Linked DNA regions of Homo sapiens: region 1 is linked to region 2. Evidence: chromatin loops called from intact Hi-C (ENCODE). Cell type or tissue: breast epithelium. All regions are shown on one strand. Links, peaks and the distances in the headings refer to the core of each region. The heading gives the core; the rest is flanking DNA.

The links. Peaks named below come from ENCODE experiments on the same cell type or tissue, not always from the same donor. Only the 100,000 strongest peaks of a DNase experiment are listed, where the experiment ranks them.
Region 1: it touches region 2 in a loop (18-fold over the local background); 2 of 110 quality-filtered maps call a loop at or near these places.

Annotation. Positions count from the first base shown.
Region 1 is chr2:6,437,734-6,447,544 of GRCh38, reverse strand. No RefSeq gene overlaps it. Among named protein-coding and RNA genes, the nearest start is that of LINC01824, 53 kb to the left of the region's middle. In breast epithelium, for the core only: no CTCF peak of the experiment used is centred there; no DNase peak of the experiment used is centred there.
Region 2 is chr2:6,776,380-6,786,190 of GRCh38, reverse strand. The region is part of intron 3 of LOC105373404 (a long non-coding RNA gene); the gene reads left to right. Among named protein-coding and RNA genes, the nearest start is that of LINC00487, 11 kb to the right of the region's middle. In breast epithelium, for the core only: no CTCF peak of the experiment used is centred there; a DNase peak (open chromatin) is centred at 5,280; H3K4me3 peaks cover 487 bases.

The sequences.
Region 1 (9,811 bases), core at 1,043-9,042, 340 kb after region 2:
CCAAAGATAAAGAGGACCTAGGGAAATCCTTCCTCTCCCTGTGAAAGTTTATTAAAATGATGAATGAGGTTTTGGTGGCAGTTAAGCAACTCTGAAGTGCTCTCTCGTGGACAAACTCCAGTCCCCTGCTTGTTAGAGAGCATTCTGGTGAGAGGCGCTGGCTTCAGCACAAGCACATCAGGGCTGCACTTGTGGATTACCTGGGGTTGTCAAGGTTACTGAGATGCCAGGATTTTTGGACACAGAGTATCCCAAAACTGCCACTGGATAATCATAAATATTAGACATTCTGATTCCTCCCTCTGCATGGATCATTTTCTTCAGATTCATCTCAGGAGAAACAGTCAATATATTAATTTTCCTAATGGAACACAACACTGACAAGGATTAATGAGGAGGCTTCGTAATGGCCTCATTTTCCATCTGTCCCACAACACTTACATTGTATTCACAGGACCAGTCAAAACTAGGAAACAACACTGCTTTCTATCCTTATCATTAGCTTCTCAAAAAGCAGGAAGGCTGCTCAAAATTCACTTTCAAACATATAGCCACAAAGTATATATATGCATTTTGGAGGATCTCTGGGCAGTGAGTTTTGGTATATTTCAAAAATAACAAGATGCATCCCCTTTCTACATTCTTCTATAACACTTTAATCAGAGGTAAATGCCTCATCATTTTCTATCTAGTAGCATAAGAATGGTTGGCATGCTTATTGTTAAGCTTCCAACCTATGCCTGCCTTGAAGAAAGTTCACATTTTGTGTGTGACTTGTCTCAAGCTTTTATACCATTAAATAATATCCCCAAGCATATTTTACATCTAATATAAAACAGCAATAAAATGCACTTCCCCAAGTTGTTGGGGAGATAAAAATAAGACAAACTAATTGGAAAGGTGAGCACCCTTCCAGCATTTTAGTTATAAAATTGTAACAAAAGGGCTTCCTCACTTCCTTGTTTACAGAGTTGAATAAAAATAGTTGTTCTGTAGACTGTGTGAATGTTTCAAATGCAGGGGCATTTGTATCCATTCACCTGTGAAATACCCCATCATACTAAGAGCTATGATGGTGATGCAAAGTGGGTAGGTATGGCAGGTCAATGGGGAGTTAAAGGAAGAACAAACTGGTGAGAGACGTTAGACAGCAGTTATAGGACCTCCTGTTGTCTCACCATTCCTAGAAATTGTGCTATCGTTTCCAGTGATCAAAGGTCTCACCATTTTACTCAAATCTACTTTATATCTACACACCATGCACTAGATTCCTAATAGTAATGTACCTTTGCATTGTTCCTCCTGTTTAATATCAATTCCTATAACCACTGCCTAATCCTTCGTTCTTACAATATGCGTATTATCCAGAACCTGCTCAAATGTTTTCCCATTATCCAGCCGTCCAGATATTAGCATCCAGAAATCAACTCTCTGTACTGTGAGCTGGTCTAACTGCTTGTGTGTGTATGCTTTACATTTAGAGAGTATTTATCCTATGATGCCTAGTAGTGTAATTTACCTGCATAATGTTCTTTAGTAGAAAACAGTCCCTTAAATTTGTATCTTCTAAAGACTTGATTGCTAGAAAGCCATGATGTGAGGAAAAACAAAGAGAATTTTGCAAACCAAAAAACTAGATCTGAGTTGGGTAGTCTCATTTGAAAGGCTATAGACCTTGTAACCCAGGGCTTAAATTCCAGCTCCATTGGTAATAAAAAGCTATTATGCATTATCTATTTGAGACTGAATTTCCTCATATATAATAATGTAATAACACATATCTTGCTGGGTGATTGCGAAGATTATGTAGAGTAATGCATATAAAGCACCTGGCAACTGCAGACACAATGAAAGGTGGCTGTTATTATTCCACTTACTGAGCCATGGGGCTGGGAATTAGTTCTTGTTAAATTTGTGCTCTCTACTCGGCATTTTACAAGTTAGTTTTCATAATTATCATGGCAACCTCATTTTACAGATGAGAAAGCTGCATCCCATAAAGGGTAAGTCATATATCCAAAGTCAGTCTGTGCTATGACTTGCCTAAGCTAGAACGCCAGCCTGGGTTTGGACCCCACCCCTTCCTCTGTGTCATGTGGCTTTTCTAGAAGGTTCTCTTAAGTCAGAAACAGAACTATGAAGGCCTTTCCCAGGACCAGCCAGGCAGCCACATTCTGAATCAAGCCGGCTTTCATTCATGTCCACCAGTCACATGCCCAGGGATGCAGCTCATGTGTCCTTACTCCCCATGAAAACAAAGGGCCTCTTGAATGCTGTGAAGCTGACCACCTCTCAATGTTCTGAACCATGAAGAAATAGCCTAGTGCCTGTGGGCACGCTAACATTGTGGAGGCTCAAACAGGGGTACCAAACTGTGAAAATTTTCATTGTTTGTATTTAATAAGTTAATCCCTTAGTCTAATCACAGAATGTTTGTCACACTACCATTAAAGAATTTTAGAATCAGAGTTCATTATTGTCACAGAGTGAATTTTATGCCCCACTCCACCCCCTGCCACCAGAAGAAGATGTATCAGGGTCCTCACCCCCAGCACCTCGGAATGTGACCTTATTTGCTAAAAAGGTTTTTATAAAGATAACCAAGTTAAAGTAAGCTCATTAGGGCAAGTCCTAATCTAATATAACTGGTGTTCTTATAAAAAGTGAAAATTTGGAGACAGTGGCACAGAGGGAGTGTGATATGAAGAGACACAGGAAGAAGATGGCCATGTGCAAGCCAAGGAGAGGACCCTGGAGCAGAAACTCCCTGGCAGCCTCAGAGGAGCCAGCCTGCCGACACCTTGATCTCGGACTTCTGGCCTCCAGACTGTGAGATGATAAATCCCTGTTGTTTAAGCCACATGGACTGTGGTACTTATTTTATGGCAGCCACAGCAAAATAATGCAATTGTGTGCCAGAGGAAGAATAACCCAATCATGTGACTTAGTGTAAAGTGACATGATGAGTGACTCTACTTCCAATTGTGCCACACACCTTTGTTATTACACTGATAATTTACCTTAACCTTAAAGAGTCTAAATATTAGGCCGTTGAGAATGTGTAGCCTGGTGCATCTCATAGTGACAGGAGGCAGCCAAATGCCTAGGCAGATGGGATGGGTCCCCAGTGAAACTCACCTTTGAGCCGGAGACAGTCCCAGGTAAATCCTCCGACAGGATTGAGAACCTGCTTTCCCGTTTGGCACACTTTCCTCTGATTGATTCCTATTCTTTACCTACTTTACATGTCCCTACTCTTTCCTAATTGGTTTTCTACATGGTCATGTCCACCTTTGAGTGGTGTCTTCACTTTAACCTTTTTCACTTACTCACAAACCAATCAGCATACACTCCCTGTTTTGAGCCCATAAAAAGCCCTGGACTCAGCCATATTGGAGACTTTCCTGCCTTTGAATAGGGGGGACCATCCACGCATCCCCTCTCTGCTGAAAGCTGTTTCATCACTCAGTAAAATTCTTCTCCACGTTCCTCGCCCTTCAATGTCCAGCGTATGCTTGTTCTTCTTGGGCATGATATAAGAGCCCAGGAACCACAGGACACAGGTATAAGCTATAACACAGTTGAGCTGGGGCATGCCAGCGTGGCCACCCCTGGGCAGCAGTGTCACTGGCCAGGGGTCCCCGGCTTGCAAAGTGACCAAAAACAAAAATCCTGCATCACATCTACACCTGACAGAATGCTGAGCTATGAGCAGCAATAGCAGACACATTGTCTTCAAGCAAAACGTCCCTGAAGCCACGTACAATTGCTGTCTGCATTTAGACTCCACCGAAAGCTCTTCAGTGGGTAAGTTCAGTTTGTAGGTTGGCCTCTAGTCCATGTTCATTTTTAGGTTCATGGATTATTCAATACAGTGGATCACAATGTAGAGCAGAGTCATGACAGCTGTTTGTATTGAAGTTTAGCTGCAAGGCCCTGGGTGAGTCACACTTCTCTGCATCTTTGCTTCTTCAGCTCTAGGAAGGCTTATTGCTCCCTATCCCATTCTCTTCCCTGGAATTTGTAAAGCTAAATTGGCCATGCAATGTGAAAAGACTGTGTCCTTTGGAAGACAAAGTTCATTTATGTACTTCAGACTTCTGGATCATTGTAAAGCAAGGTTTTTTTTTATTTTTATTTATTTATTTTTTTTTGTGGAAATTCTTTTCAAAAGAGAAAAAGTCAGTGGAAACCCAAAACATATGAATTCAAACCTGAGCAGAAGGCCTGGCAGGCGATGTCATCTGAGAACAAAGCAGCCAGCATCCTCTCTCTAGAGACAAAACACATTATTTCTATGACATGCTTAGTCTCCATCTGCTCAGAGAAAAGGAGTGAATCTCCCATATGCCTTACCATTGGGCCATGCCTGCCTATGACAGTGGCTCTCCCTACAATGCAGAATTGAACATTAAGTAACTTTAGGCTGCTCTAATGGAAATAGCATATGGGTACTAAGTGAGTGAAAATAAATGAATACCTTGATTATTTTGCTCTATTTTTGTGTTGATAAAAGCGACTGCCACTAATCACTGATCAGTTTCTAATGATTTCAGTAAATCTGTTTTTCATTTTTCTGAAGAATTCTCAAGCAATACCCATCATACTCATTGTTGAAATTATATACTCATGAAAAAGAATTTAAATACTCCCAATTATGTTATATGGTCATATTTTCCACATAAACATAGGCATTTATTTCCTCTAGCAGTGCCCAGAGCCAGCACAATATGTAATTTGCTAGGCTATTTGGCAACTAAGAATGATTAAGACCCTGCTGTTTGCAGTTAATATGGTGTATAACTTGAGTTTGAGGCCAGAAAAGTAAGTAGGGCTGATACTGGACTGTTCCTTTGTTTGTGAACGTGAAAGTTTTATGTGTCATTGCACCTAGTTTGGTAGAATATTGCTACAGAAACAATAAAAGGAAAAAAGAGAAAACAGTCATTTCACTTAATACTTGGGTATTCTGTTCTTAATATTTGTAGTTGATGGCAAAGTCATTATTTTCAGGGGAAATGTTAGGCTCAGGTGGCTGGAGGACGTGTTAGTGAGACAGGACATGGTAGGATTTCCCCTTGCTGCACAGCTGCAAGCTAGCCCTGACCACAGACAGCATCCCTCATTCTGCACAGCCATGTTGCAAAAGCTCCTTCTGGGGAACAGAGGAGATAAGGTGCTCTAGTGTCAGATCAAGACAAACTCATTCGGGAAGATGAACTAGAAGCAAGAGGAAAGTTACAGACAAAATTGAAGAATTTGGGAAGCATTTAAAATGTTTATAAAATTCATGGATGGATGCCAATTTTTTTTCTGAAAGAGCAGTTCTATAGGCCTTCAAATTTAGTTATCAAGGAAAGGGAAAGTTTTGGATGAGATACAGAACAGGACTACAGATAAAGAATATTTTCCAGGGCTTAGTCTACAAAGCATTGTTTACTGTCCCTGAAAACTTTTCAGGGTACAGAGAAGCCACCAGAGTGAACAGACAGAAGGGGAATGGTCAGGGCAGCTAATCAGATGACTCACGTAAAGCTTTGTAGTTAAGAAGATGAATGACATTATGTGACCATTGAGGTCATGAGCCCTGTGGTCAAGAGTGTAAACCCTTACAGGATCAGAATTTCTTGCCAGCCTCTAGTAGACACATGTGTTGGAGAAGCTCTGGTGAAGCCGAAGATTGTGTGTTTAGGTACAGCATTCCAAATACAAAATATAATGAATTCAAGATAAATATATGATTTGACTTGTCAGTTAAAAATTTGTCTTATACTCTCCAGGATAATGCAGCAAAACAAACAAAAAATCATGTACCAGGAAAGATAGAGAAAAATACGTGGATGGTAGTGTACCAACAGTAGCTAGTAGCACTCACAATTAAGGGAGAGTGAGCTGGACCTACGAATGAGGACTAAAATAGCACAGATGGCCTCTCAGCGATTCCAGAATCCCCATCAACTCTGGGTACTATAGTAAGCATTACTGCTACTACAATTAAGTCTGATCATTTCAGTATCTATAGTTAGGAATCAATGCAACACATAACTACAGTCCAAAATATGCCCAAGTTTAGTTTCATTTAAAAAGTGTTTGAATCAGGGATAGATGAGTTATCCATCTGGAAGACACTCAGGAAAGACGGAGGAAGCAGTGACACTGGTATTACCATAAGAGTCACCTTTGCAGGTGTCCACTTCAGGTGGAGTCACTGCTTAACCTTTAAATTCTCAGCTCTAATACATCTCTGACCTACACCCTGGCTCTGTGTTCTACCAGTTGGTGCACTGAACCTGCTATTCTGTCTAGTTTGGTTCATTTAAATTTGACATGCCCCAAAACATTAAAGGGTAAGCCTCTCTCTCACAGACAGTGGGCTATTGGAATGCTAGATGTTTCTTTTCAAAGAGCATGTGAAGAGTATTATTAGAAAGTAATTAGTCCCTGACCACATCAATTTTCTTTGGGACCAGAAATGTCACCTCCTCTGAGGATTTGTGGAAGCAGAGGCAGGTGGCTGCCTGAAGAGCTGTTGTATAATGTGCTCTAGCTGCAGGGAGAATCGGAGAGCCATGGTACAGGTAGACTTTGAGCTCTTTGACAACTCCAGAATTTTATAAATCTATGTTATCTTAAGCAAGAACATTTTTTTTTATTTTTCCCGGACAGTTCCAGCTACTTGATTTTGGCAATGGTTTTAAGAATTCCAAAATACAGCTCTGGACTTTTGCCATGACTTGATTGTCTAGGGATGGACATGCTAAGAACCTGGGATTAAAAATGGATCCTGAATGTAGCTGAATGTGTCGTGGGTTGGTTTGTGGAGCCCACTGAGGTTAGCTGCAGACTATGCATGGTCTAGAAGGCCACTGTGTGGCTGCTTCTGTGGCCCACTGTCCTTTCACCTCTTCATCCTTGGAGCTTCATGTGTAGACGAGGATAAAACAATGACCCTGTGCTCACTCTTTTCAGATACATGTGCACTATGAGGGAGAGTGAGGTGTGCTAGAACCATCAAACAGGCCGCACATACAGTTCATTTAAATGACCACATAAATGTATTGATATAAAGATACTCTGCTCCTTTGGTAACGTAAACTATAGAAATTCAGGATAAAAGAGCTTAGGTTATTGGATCAGGTTCTAAAAGGTGATTCCTTTGGAACTGTTCACACTGGGGGAGATGAGAATTATAAGCTTCCAGCAAGATCTCATAGACTGTGCTCTCTTCAGTATTTCCACCATCAAAAATCAGGTATCTGTACTTGGACTTTACCTCTTCATGCCTTCAAGTTTGGAAGGGAAATTTTACCTATCTGATGAAATCATCTCTTTTTATACAGGCTTCTAGGTGTGAATATTCTACCTGATTTTTTTTCTAAAATGCAACACTTTTAAGGAATTTATTTAAAAAATAAAGAGTAATTTGCACTCTTGGGGGTCTGTACTTTGTGGAAGGCATAGAGACAGGTCTTGTGTGGCTGGTGCTCTAGCCCATGGGAGTTTCCTATGGAACTGGACATGCTGGACATAATCCCCAGCCCAGGAAGCTGCTCTCTGCCTGGAGCACATAAACCTTCCTGCAGGGAGGGCTGTGTCCTTATGGTGTGAGGCTGATGTCTTGGTGGGGTAAAACCACATTTCTCTTAGGTACTGGAAACTACAAGAGGAATCTCTATGTTCTCTTTAATTTATTGGGCTTTTAAAATATAAGAAACTGACTTCCGGTCAGGCGTGATGGCTCACACATGTAATTCCAGCACTTTGGGAGGCCAAGGTGGGCAGATCACGAGGTCAGGAGATCGAGACCATCCTGCCTAAAACAGTGAAAGCCTGTCTCTACTAAAAATACAAAAAATTAGCCAGGCGTGGTGGCATGCACCTGTAATTCCAGCTACTTGGGAGGCTGAGGCAGGAGAATTGCTTGAACCTGGGAGGCGGAGGTTGCAGTGAGCCGAGATCGCACCCTTGCACTCCAGCCTGGGTGAGAGAGCGAGACTCCGTCTCAAAATAAATAAATAAATAAATAAATAAGAAATTGACTTCCACTAAATCAATTTAAACATGTCCCTGAATCAATTGTATGTCTCACTTTAACTTGAATAAACAATTAGATTAAGACATTGAGAAATAAAACCCCCAATAGTAATATAATTTATCTTCAGCCCTTACTAGTATTTTCTCAATGTAACTCCAGTCTTGAGCTGCTGTTCACAGAAAAATCTGAATCTTGAGTCACTGGAAGAAAAGCAGTCTTCTTTGTCGGCAGAGCTCCAATTATCTGCTATCCATGCCTTGGTGGGACATAGATTTTGACCTGGGGCAACTGTAAAGCTCCTGCACATAGTGAAGACAAGGCTGGGTGGTGCTCTTCTTAGCACCCTGGTTGTTCTACTTGGGTTCTGGAGAAGTGGGGTTGGCATAGCTGTGAGGCTGATGTTCCTTATCGGAAAAACACCTTCTGATTTTCTTTGACCTCTCATGAAAAATATTTTCTGTGGTATTTTTTTTAAAAATTATTGCTTGTTTGCTTGCTCTCTGTTTCTCTTTCTCTGTCTTGTTTTATTTTTAAGTTGTTACTTTTTCACTCTGCCATTGGCCATTTTCTGAATATTCCAGTAATCCTCAAATTTATTTATTAAACACTCTCCATCATAACACTGTTACTCTACCTGAGGTTCAAATTTATTAGGTTGGTGTCAGAAAGAGCTTGATTATACAGGGACATTTTTATTTTACTTGGGTAGAATTTTTAGTACAGAAGAAAAAACCTTGTTAAAATGACATAAAACATTACTTTTCTGCATAAGACACAGTAAATACAGATGCCACTTGGCATATTATGGGGTTATGTCCTGATGAACCTGCCATGCATTGAAAATATCATAAGTTGAAAATGCATTTAATATATCTAACTTTTAATACACCTAACAATCATAGCATGGCCTAGTTCACATTAAATGTGCTCAAATCACTTAAATTAGCCTACGGTTGAGTGAAATAATCCAACACAAGGACTATTTTATAATAAAGTGTTGAATATCTCATGTTATTTATTGAATACTGTACTGAAAGTAAAAAACAGAATGGTACAAAAACAGAATGATATAAATTTCTGTATGAGTACACAAAGAAGAGTTTCTATTGAATGCATATGGTTTTCATACCATCTAAAAGTCAAACCATTGTAAATCCAGGATTGTCTGTATTTGGGATCACAGCACTTTTTTCATTTTATTATTTTGGTATTTTTTGAGACGGAGTCTTGCTCTGTCACCAGGCTGGAGTGCAGTGGCGCGATCTCGGCTCACTGCAAGCTCTGCCTCCCCAGTTCACGCCATTCTCCTGCCTCAGCCTCCGGAGTAGCTGGGACTACAGGCGCCCGCCACCACACCCGGCTAATTTCTTGTATTTTTTAGTACAGACGGGGTTTCACTGTGTTAGCCAGGATGGTCTCAATCTCCTGACCTTGTGATCCGCCCGCCTCGGCCTCCCAAAGTGCTGGGATTACAGGCGTAAGCCACGGCGCCCGGCTGGTCTTTCTTTTTAAATAACTGCACTTATTGGTAGAAAACAGAGTTGGAAAGATAACCAAGGGCATGGTGAGTATAGGAGAGAAAATGTAACTTCATAAAGGTCAGTAATGGAGTAAAATAATTGATTACTGGAGATAATTTCAATTTTTAGATCTCTATATGTTATATAAATCGAGATACCAAATAGATTCTAAAATTAACGTAAAAATCAGCAAATATTCTGTCATTCCCAAATTATGACTGCCTTACATCGTAAGCGCTATAGTAGTCTTTTCCCT
Region 2 (9,811 bases), core at 582-8,581:
GCACTGCTATATAGAAATACCTGAGGCTGGGTAATTTATAAAGAAAAGAGATTTAATTGGCTCATGATTCTATAGGCTGTATATAGAAAACATAGCACTGGCATTGCTTCTGGGGAGGCCTCAAGAAGCTTAAAATCATGAAGGGAGTTGAATGGGGAGCAGGTGCATCACAGGGCGATAGCAGGAGCAAGAGAGCACGGGGGAGGTGCCACACACTCGCAAGAACTCACTGACTTATTGTGAGGACAGGACCAAGGGGATACTGCTAAACTATTTACAATAAATCTATCTCCATGGTCCAATCACCTCCCACCAGGCCCCACCTCCAATACTGGGGATTAAAATTCAACATGAGATTTGGCGGGAACATGTATTCAAACTATATCACCATGTGAGCTCAGAAGGCCCCTGTGTGGAGCCAGCTGCAGCAGATGCAAACTCCCTGTCCCTGGCCCTTTCCTTGGGCCTTCCCTTCCCACTTGGCCCATATCCTGCCTCCCTGCTTCCTCCTCACTGTGCTTTCACACAGGACTGTGGGGAGGGCTATGCGTCAGGGCTGCGTATACACTGCAGATGTTCATCCCAAACAGAACCCTAGGAACAGTCATGAACAGATGCTGTCTATCTGGGTATTGGCCAAGTATAATGGCTAAGTTTGTGTATCAACTTGACGGGGCTAAGAGATGCCCAGAGAGCTGGTAAAACTGTATTTCTGGGTGTGTCTGTGAGGGTGTTTCCAGAAGAGATTCACCTTCAGATTGGTGAACTGTGTAAAGAAGACCCAGCCTCACCAAAGCGGATGGGCATCAGGCAATCCATTGAGGGCCTGGCTAGAGCAAAAAGGAAGAGGTAGGGTGAGTTCCCTCTCTCTGCTTAAGTTGAGTCATCCATCCTCTGTCGTCCTTATGCATTGGAGCTCCTGGTTCATGGGCCTTCGAACTCAGAGTCTTACACCAGTGTCCCCCCAATTCTCAGGCCTTCAGACTCGACTGAGAGTTACACCATTGCCCCATCCCCCAACCATCTACCCATTTATCAGTACTCAGGCCTTTGAACTCAGACTGAATTACCTCATGATCTCATGAGTCCATTCTAATAATCAATCAGTCTGTCTACATTTATCTATCCATCCATCTATATCTATCTATCTATCTATCTATCTATCTATCTATCTATCTATCTATCTCTATATAGCTATCATCTGTATTAGTCTGTTCTCATGCTGCTTATAAAGACATACCTGAGACTGGGTAATTTATAAAGGAAAGAGGCTTAATTGACTCACACTTTAATTAGCTGGGGAGGTCTCACAATCATGGTGGAAGGCAAAGAGGAGAAAAATCTCATCTTACGTGGTGGCAGGAAAGAGGGCATGTGCAGGGGAGCTCCCTTTTATAAAACCATCAGATCTCGTGGGACTTATTCACTATCATGAGAACAGCCTGGGAAAAACCCACCCCCATGATTCAGTTACCTTCCACTGGGTCTCTCCCACAACCCATGAGAAATATTACAATTCAAGGTGAGATTTGAGCGGGGAAACAGAGCCAAACCATATCATCCTCTATCTTTCTTATTGCTTCTGTTTCTCTGGAGAACCCTGACTGACATGCAAAGTTCAAGCTGTATGGATTAAGTCCTCTTAATTGCCTTCATCATGTTTGCCCAGATTGCCTCAAGCAATGATTTCATAATCTTTGTTGGTAAATGAGGTAATCCTTGGCGGGAAGTTTTAGCCTTACTGCCTGAATTTTCTTCTCAAATGCTGTATTGTCCCTTTTCTGCTGTTTGCCACCATTTTAGCTAACTCTTCTTGACATTTTAGAGTTTATACTGTGAGCTTTTACAGGGAGGAGAGGTTCCTCCCTTCTCTTTATCTCTCCTGGGGTCATATTTGTAACTTAGCCTGTGAGAAAACCACCTCTTCTTCCTATAGCACTCTAAATTTTTCAAGTGTGTTAACATCTTCCCTTGGGAAGATGCATGAGGCAGTGGAGCACAACATTTTAAGGAGGTATAAAAGGTGGTCCACAGATCCGTGGCCAAGCTTATCTGTTTCCCTGCTTTTTCCTGTGTGACTTTACATAGGTGATTTAATTTCACTTTCCTTGTATGTCAAATTAAAACAAAAGCAATTTTACCACCTTGCATTGCAGTGCAGAGCAAGTGAGAGGCTACATGGAAACCATGCACGCAGGTTGACACACACTGAGCCAGCACTGCACACCGTGGTCCCTTCCCTTCTCCTGCATCTTCACTGGTGTGCCCTCATGCTTCCTCTTTCTCACTCTCTTTTTCTCTCTGGTTTTTATCAGTTTGTTTCTGTATAGCTGAGGAATAATGATAAAGCACTAATCTACCATTTCACTCAAGTGTAAAGCCAGAAAATCTGTTCTTACACTGATATACCAGTTCCTTATATTGATATGCTGATTTATTACATTTGTTAAATATTTTATAATTTGCAAATGCACTCATTTCTTTGCTTATTCATTGAACTCTTCATTCAACAGAGGGTTTATGTTTGCACTGTGCCTGGCATCTGCTTCCTTACGGTACCTGGCAACACCTTCTGAAGTGCCAGAGTGAGGACGTTCCCTTTGCAAGTGTGGATGCCCAGATGAGGGATGCCTCAAGGTCACGCAGGACGTGAGGTCGGCTCTTCTGACTCTTGGTGCGGTGCTCTTTCATCTCCTACAGGCTTAGTGAATCTCAGTTAGCGTCAGAGAGCACATTGGTCAGGGAACCAGGGGAAGCTAAGTGCCCTATAAAAAGCCTGTGTGCCTCCCAAGGAATCCTCTTTTCATTGGAATGATTTACAGTGGGATTTTCATTCTAAAAACCTGCCACCTCCTGAATGATATTTGTAAAATGTTTAACCCCATGGGGATTCCTTCTGGTATGCAGGAGAAGGTACCATAAATTGTTCTGTTTTCTTTTTCAAATGGGAAGACATTAATTATGTTCTAAGAGGTATGCCAAACTAAGTGCACAGGAAAATGCATTTATAGTGAACATTTTGACTAAAAAATGCAATAGACCAGCAAGGTTACTATTTCTCTCTGTCCAGAGTTCCCTGGAGAGTGACTGGAGCTCCTGGCTGGGTCATAGGCCAACTAGGCTAATTTCCGGAGGTTTCTGAGCAGGAGGTGCAGTGCCTGAGTGCAGATGGAGCCTGATGGGAAGGAGGAGGGGAGGTGCTCAGGTGCACGCTGGCACATACCCGCTATCCAGTCAGAGAAGCCAGGTCTACTAACAACCAAAGAACAACCTTGGCCCCCGAGAGGAGGAAGCAAGGCCCGCGTGAGAGCCTGGTACAACAGCACGAGGGACGGGGTTGGCCAGCATTCTCGGGCTGCTTACCTGGGCATCCGGCCCGGAGGGCTAAAGTGGCCTTTGCTGCACCCACTTTGCTAAGTGGTTGTTGTGAAATTTGATGGTAACTCGCGGGCACAGAATTTAGGACAACCTGTTCCTCTTTTTGGATGAAGCTGAATTTATTCACGTGCCACTTTGAGAAAACAGAAAAAGCACAAAGGTCCCAGAAAAAATTGTTCTTTCTTCCCTAAAATCTCCTGAAATACTCCGCAAACATGAATCGTAAAGCCACCCTATCAGGGAACTGGATGCATCTCCAGGAGACAGCCCTGCTTCCCAGTCCTAAATGTGATGCTGATGCTTGTCTCCCAGGGAGGAGCTGGGAAAGACCACATTTCCCGAGGTCCACATTTCCATTGATTCTAGACAAGTAAGTGGAAGGAATAAGGACGGACGGGGTTACCAGGCCTGGGTTCTCGCCCGGTCTCAGTGCTGTGGGAAGTAAAATCAGTCCTTTATATGGGTCTCCTAGGGGCCGACTGTGGGCTTGGTACTGACACGTGGTAATTTATTCAGCACTAACTCCAATCCCACAAGTTAAGAATTGTTATCCCTGCTGTGCTGTTGGTCAACCGGACTCAGATCAGTTTCCATACAGCACGTGTTTGACAGGCGTGTGTTAACTGGGGAAATGGGTAACCCAAGGGTTAGCAAGAAGAGGGGGTGTGACACCCCCTGGGCTCCCACCTTACAGCAGTATGCTGGCCCGGACTCTACGGCATGTGCAGCGTGTGTGGTATGTGTGTATTGTGTGTTTGTGTGTGTATTGTGTGCATGTGTTGTATGTACGTATATGTGGTATATGTGTGCATATGTGTGTGGTGTGTATGTATTGCATATGTGTGTGTACGGATGTACATATATGTGTGTATATGTGTGCATGTGCATATATATAGTGTATAAATTGTGTATGTGTGTATAGTGTGTATATTGGGTATGTGTGTATATTGTTGTGTAGAGAGTGTGTGTGTGTATTGTGTGTATATGTTGGTGTGCACATGTGTGCTTGCCAAGGAAGGGGCCGCTCTCCACTGCCCTATCCCCAGGTGCAAGTATAAGGAGGACTGAGATGCTTGGAGTTAACAGGGAAGGGTCTGACCCAGGGTGTCTGTGGGTAGGGAGCCCAGCTTTGCTGGAGTATTCTGTAACTGGCGACCTTTGGTGAAAAGGGGTTCAGGCTGCTCCAGAACCTGCTCCTCCCTCGCCTCTCCCCTTGCTATGGGGGTCTGAGCTCAGGGCAGCCCTCCAGACAATGCACCCATCCTGCTCAGCCACTGCTAAGTAATCTGGGCCCACAGGGCCGGGCTCTCCCCACTGGGCTAGAGAGGACCCTGCGGCTCCCGAGGCAATGCCTGCTATCATAAGTCGAGTGCACGATGGAGTGAGGATGCACACTCAGTCACTTAGATTTCACATTTTACACTCTTTTCATCATACTCTTTTTCTTTCTTCTAGTATCCCTTCTTTAGCAGCCTTTGTTTCTCCGTTCTAAAAAGCGGCTAATACTGAGTGAGCTGTGTCATAGCAAAGTAACTCGTCTGGAACCTTCTCATGAAACTGTTGTCCAAAGGAGAGAGGAAACACACACACACACGCACACAGGATGGGGGATGTATTGATTGCTTTTTACAGTCATACTCTGTACATATTTTATCACAATTAATCTCTATGACAATGTTGAGAGGCATTCATTCTATTTTATGTAAGAGGAAACTGAAACTAAGAAAGTCAAAGTAACTTCCTCACATATACACAGCCGGTGCCTGCTACCATGTGGAAAGATGATGCCAATCTGGCTGGCAGCCAGAGAGAGAACATCTGTTTTAATAGACAGGAAATGCTGGGATGCCGTGAGAGCCCCCGTAAGAGCCAGGTACTGGAAGCAGCTGTTTCCAGGCGTTGTTGCCTTCCTTGGAGCAATGCACACAGCTGCTTCTGATGGAAGCCACCCTTGGCAATGGCCCCGTGGTGCATGCAGCAGGAGGAACTGGTACTTGGAGCACTGCCAGTGGAACCACCGAGTGAGCGCCACTTAGGAGTGGATTCCACAGGAGCTGCCCCTTCCATGAACTTTGGATAAAATGTGCCCCTTAGAGCCACCATGTGTCACTTCAAGGTAGGGGATGGAGTGCTTAGACCCATGGCTCAGAGGCCTCTATCCCACCATCTTGTTGGGCTTTGCTAGTGGATGTTTCTCTCCTTAGAGGAGGCAAGAGCTCACTAGTCTTTCAATGTATGTCTTTCTGAGGAGTGGGACCCTGGATTTTTATTAGGGCCTCTGGTGGAGTGCAGACCAGGACACTCTGGTAGTGAGCCCTTCCAGCCACACATGATGGAGTGGAAAGATTCTCAGTGTTGGTGTTTCAATGGCTGCAAAAGCTGCCTGACCTTCAGTGAAGTCCTCGATGCCGCCAGACCTCCATTTCATGTGTATAAAATAAAGGCCCTAATGCCTTGCTCATGGGATTGTTGTGAGGAGTATTTGAAATAATGCATCCAAAGCACCTGATGCAACATTGAGAGATTTACTGCCTTCTTGGCCAGAAGTCGTTTTCCTTCCCATCCTTCTCCAATAAACTTTTCCTGGCTCCCAAGTCTAATTTAGGTTCCTGGAGAGTTTGGAATGCTTTTGGTTACAAGTGATGGAAGAGATGAGAAAGAAGAAAGTTATATTGATGAGAAAGAAGAAAGTTATATTTTACAGTCAGTTCCACTGTAACAGGATGCAAATGCGTCTAAAAATCCCCATCCTATGCAACACTGGATAATAGAAACCACAGGGTTGTTGGGGATAAATGGGACTAGCGACACATCATTCTAAATTTTTGTCCATGACATAAAGAATAGTGACCTAATAAAAACAGTAGTATAGTTTTACACAGGCTAAATGATTAACATATGCATAAATACTACAGAAACTATGGTGCTTAACCTTGAAAAAGGCCTGAAGCTTGCTTGAGAGTGTGGGTACTGGGGTTGCAGCTTGTGCACTGTGGTGAAATGGGGGGAGTAGGAGGCTATGATCTGAATGTGTGTCCCTCCAAACTTCATATATTAAAACCCTAACCCCCAATGTCGTGGTATTAGGGGGTGAGGTCTTTGGGAGGTGATTAGGTCATGAAGATTTCATGAAGATGCCACCCTCATGAATGGGATGGTTGCATTTATAAAAGAGGCCTGAGGGAGTTTGTCTGCTCCTCCCCCTATGTGAGGTCACATAGGAGGGTGGCATCTATGAGGAACAGACCCTTCCAGACATCAAATCTGCTGGTGCTTTGATCTTGGACTTCCCAGTCTCCAGAACTGTGAGCAATAAATTAATCTTGTTTATAAATTACCCAGTCTAAGATATTTTGTTACAACAGCCTAAATGGATTTAAACAGTGGGTGATCTGGATTGGGAGGGAAAGTTGTAGCCCCAGAGGTGGGTGGTGAGGCTTCTAACACGTGAGGTGAACTGGAGGTTGGAAAATGCTGGGGTGTGTGTGCATGCACTTGTGCGTTCCTAGTCTCAGATCAGCTGCGTGCAGTTCTGTGTTCACCTGGCATTTCTTGCAAATGAAATCACACATACACAAACACAAAATTTGCCTTATTGTCAAATTGTTCCCTAATATCAACCTCGTTGCAACAAATGTGAATGTGAAATCAACATTGGAGCAGAACCACCTGCACCGGTGTGCCCTGGTGCTCTCCCTCCACTGGGGCAGATGATCTTCCCGGGGAAGACAGAACTGACCCTGGGGCAGGTGGTTGATGGTGGTGGCCCATGCACTTCTGTGTGTTCAGTGTCATGAGCTACTGCAGTTTACTTGTCTCTGGCAAGGTGCATTTATACATTACTTTATTTTTAACTCTGTCAGCCCTCCAAAATGGATAGATACCTTAGAAGTATCCTTGCAGTAAGCAATGGATTGAGGTTAATAATAATAACAATAAACAATAATATTGCAAACATAAGTGAACACAAATAAAACAGCTGGTGTACGTTTTCCTTCTGAAGCAAGTTATCAACTAGTTATAACCGGGTTAAAACAAAAGTCATCTCATAAGATTTGACAAGAGCACAAACAAAGTTTAACATTATGTGAAATTATTTGAAACAATATTTTCATCCACTATTATTAATTTACTCTGTTTGTGCATAGGACCTTGAGGTATTAGCTAAGAAAGTACAAATCCAACACAATTAGTAAGACCTTTAAAACCCCAGTATCCGAATATGAAGACAAACATGTATCATATTTTTGGAAATGCTAAAATTTTTACATGATTCAGTCCTATACGTTGCAAAATTCCGCTCACTCAATGGGAATTCTCTAGATGCCCCCTTTGAGTTTTCTTTCTTAATAGAAAAGAACAAGGAGCAATATCAATTTAAAACACCTTTCCTTCCTACTTTGCTGAAATAATTCACAAAACAAGGTGGCACGTACAAAATCGTGCCCTTCGCCTTCAAACACTTTTGGAAGATGAACAAAAATATTACTGAAGATTGAAGGGCACCAATGTGTGAATAAATTATTCAGTTTGAGGGGTTTTCTACACAGCTGAGTTAAAGTACAGATGTTTCTAACATGCCCAACATTCTGATACTTGCAAAGTTCAGTTTCAATAATGAAATACACAAAGAACAACTTCTTTGTGATCTACAAAAGAAAGACCTGTCAGAAACAAGCTCCATTCTGAACAGCAAAGCATTCATTTAATGAAATAATATTGCATGGAAAAAATTATAGAAGGGTAATCGGTGATGCTTTGTGCAATTAACAACAACAGTTATAATACAACAAGATCCGGTCAGGTATCAGTCATTCACAGGGTTATTCCTGATAAAGTGTCAATTAAAATGTTGCAATATCTTTTAAAGACAAGGGAAATACATATGAAAATATTTCATAGCACACATACGTTTGCTGCAGATCACATGGCAAAGTACTCAGAAGAGCTGTCAAATTTAGAAAAGAGTTATGAAAATTATTATTATTTGAATGCAAGTGATCCATGGGGGACACAGGTGCTGAGTGCTAGTTAACCGCAGATGCTACCAACCAGGTATTTTTTAAATTACTAAATTAAATATAAATAAATTCACACATACAAAAATAATTACCTAAAGTATATAACGTCAACTCATAGGTGATTTATAAACAACAAATGAGAAAGTGACTGCTTTTTTGAGATAAACGTACGCTGTGGAGAGTAAATGGGCAATTCGAAATTAGATGTCTGGAAGTGATTCTATGATAATGTGAATTTATCATCAAAACATATCTCAGCAATGACAACGAAACTCTCAAATCTGTACATTGTGAAAATGTACAAAAACATCTTTAACCTATTTTAAATTTTCTAAAATGAGTTATAGTGTTTTGAATCCATTTGATAAAATTTAAAAAGTGCACTAATTTCTTAATTCACTTGCAAGAACAACTCACTTACATTGATGAAAAAGAAAATTCAGTAGGTGTATTTTAGTAACAGCAACAGGTCTAGGTATAATTGTTGAATGGAATTGAAATGTGATACCAAAATGTAAAAGGCACAGTTGATAATGCCCTTCTGTTTGGATTTATGTACTTTTGTCATATGCACTTTTCAACTATGATTTAGTACAAAAAATGAACTGAATTTACAGCTTCACCTTTATTATATCCCAAAGTGTCAAAGCAACATAAAAAATCATATTTTCTCATTAAAATTATTATTGATAAAATATTTCTTCATTAAAGCACAGAGGTTTGTATTTTTAGTGATAAGCAAAAATTAAAAATTGATTTAAAACCTTATTCATTTTCCCTTAACTCATCCTTTAAGGTGTTTTTTTCTTTTTGTTTTTTTGTTTTTGTTCGTTTGTTTTTCCCTTTTGTTTTGTAAAGCAGTGATCCTTTTTGGCACCAGGGACTGGTTTCGTGGAAGACAATTTTTCCAAGGACAGGGTTGGGGTGGTAGTGGTTTTGGGATGAAACTGTTCCTCCTCAGATCATCAGGCATTAGATTCTCATAAGGAGTGTGCAGCCTAGATCCCTTGCATATGCAGTTCACAATAGGGTTTGTGCTACTATGAGGATCCAGTGGTGCTGCTGATCTGACAGAAGGCAGACCTCGGGTAGTAATACTCACTCGCCTGCCACTCACCTGCTGCCGTGCGGCCTGGTTTCTAACAGGTCAGAGGTTGGGAACCCATGTTGTAATGTATTCATCTTTTTCAGTAGTACGTGTATATAATTACATAATTATTAATACATAATTAATTAATACATAATAGGAGTAGATTCTTTATGTTCTCAGATTGTCCTACTAAATAAATAATCAGAAAACAAGGGAAACCACTGTTTTAGACAATAAATGAGACCTATTGCAACACAACCTGATCATATCAGACAGCTATTGTAAGGACAAAAAGCAAGTGAAAACGGAAGAACCCTTAAGG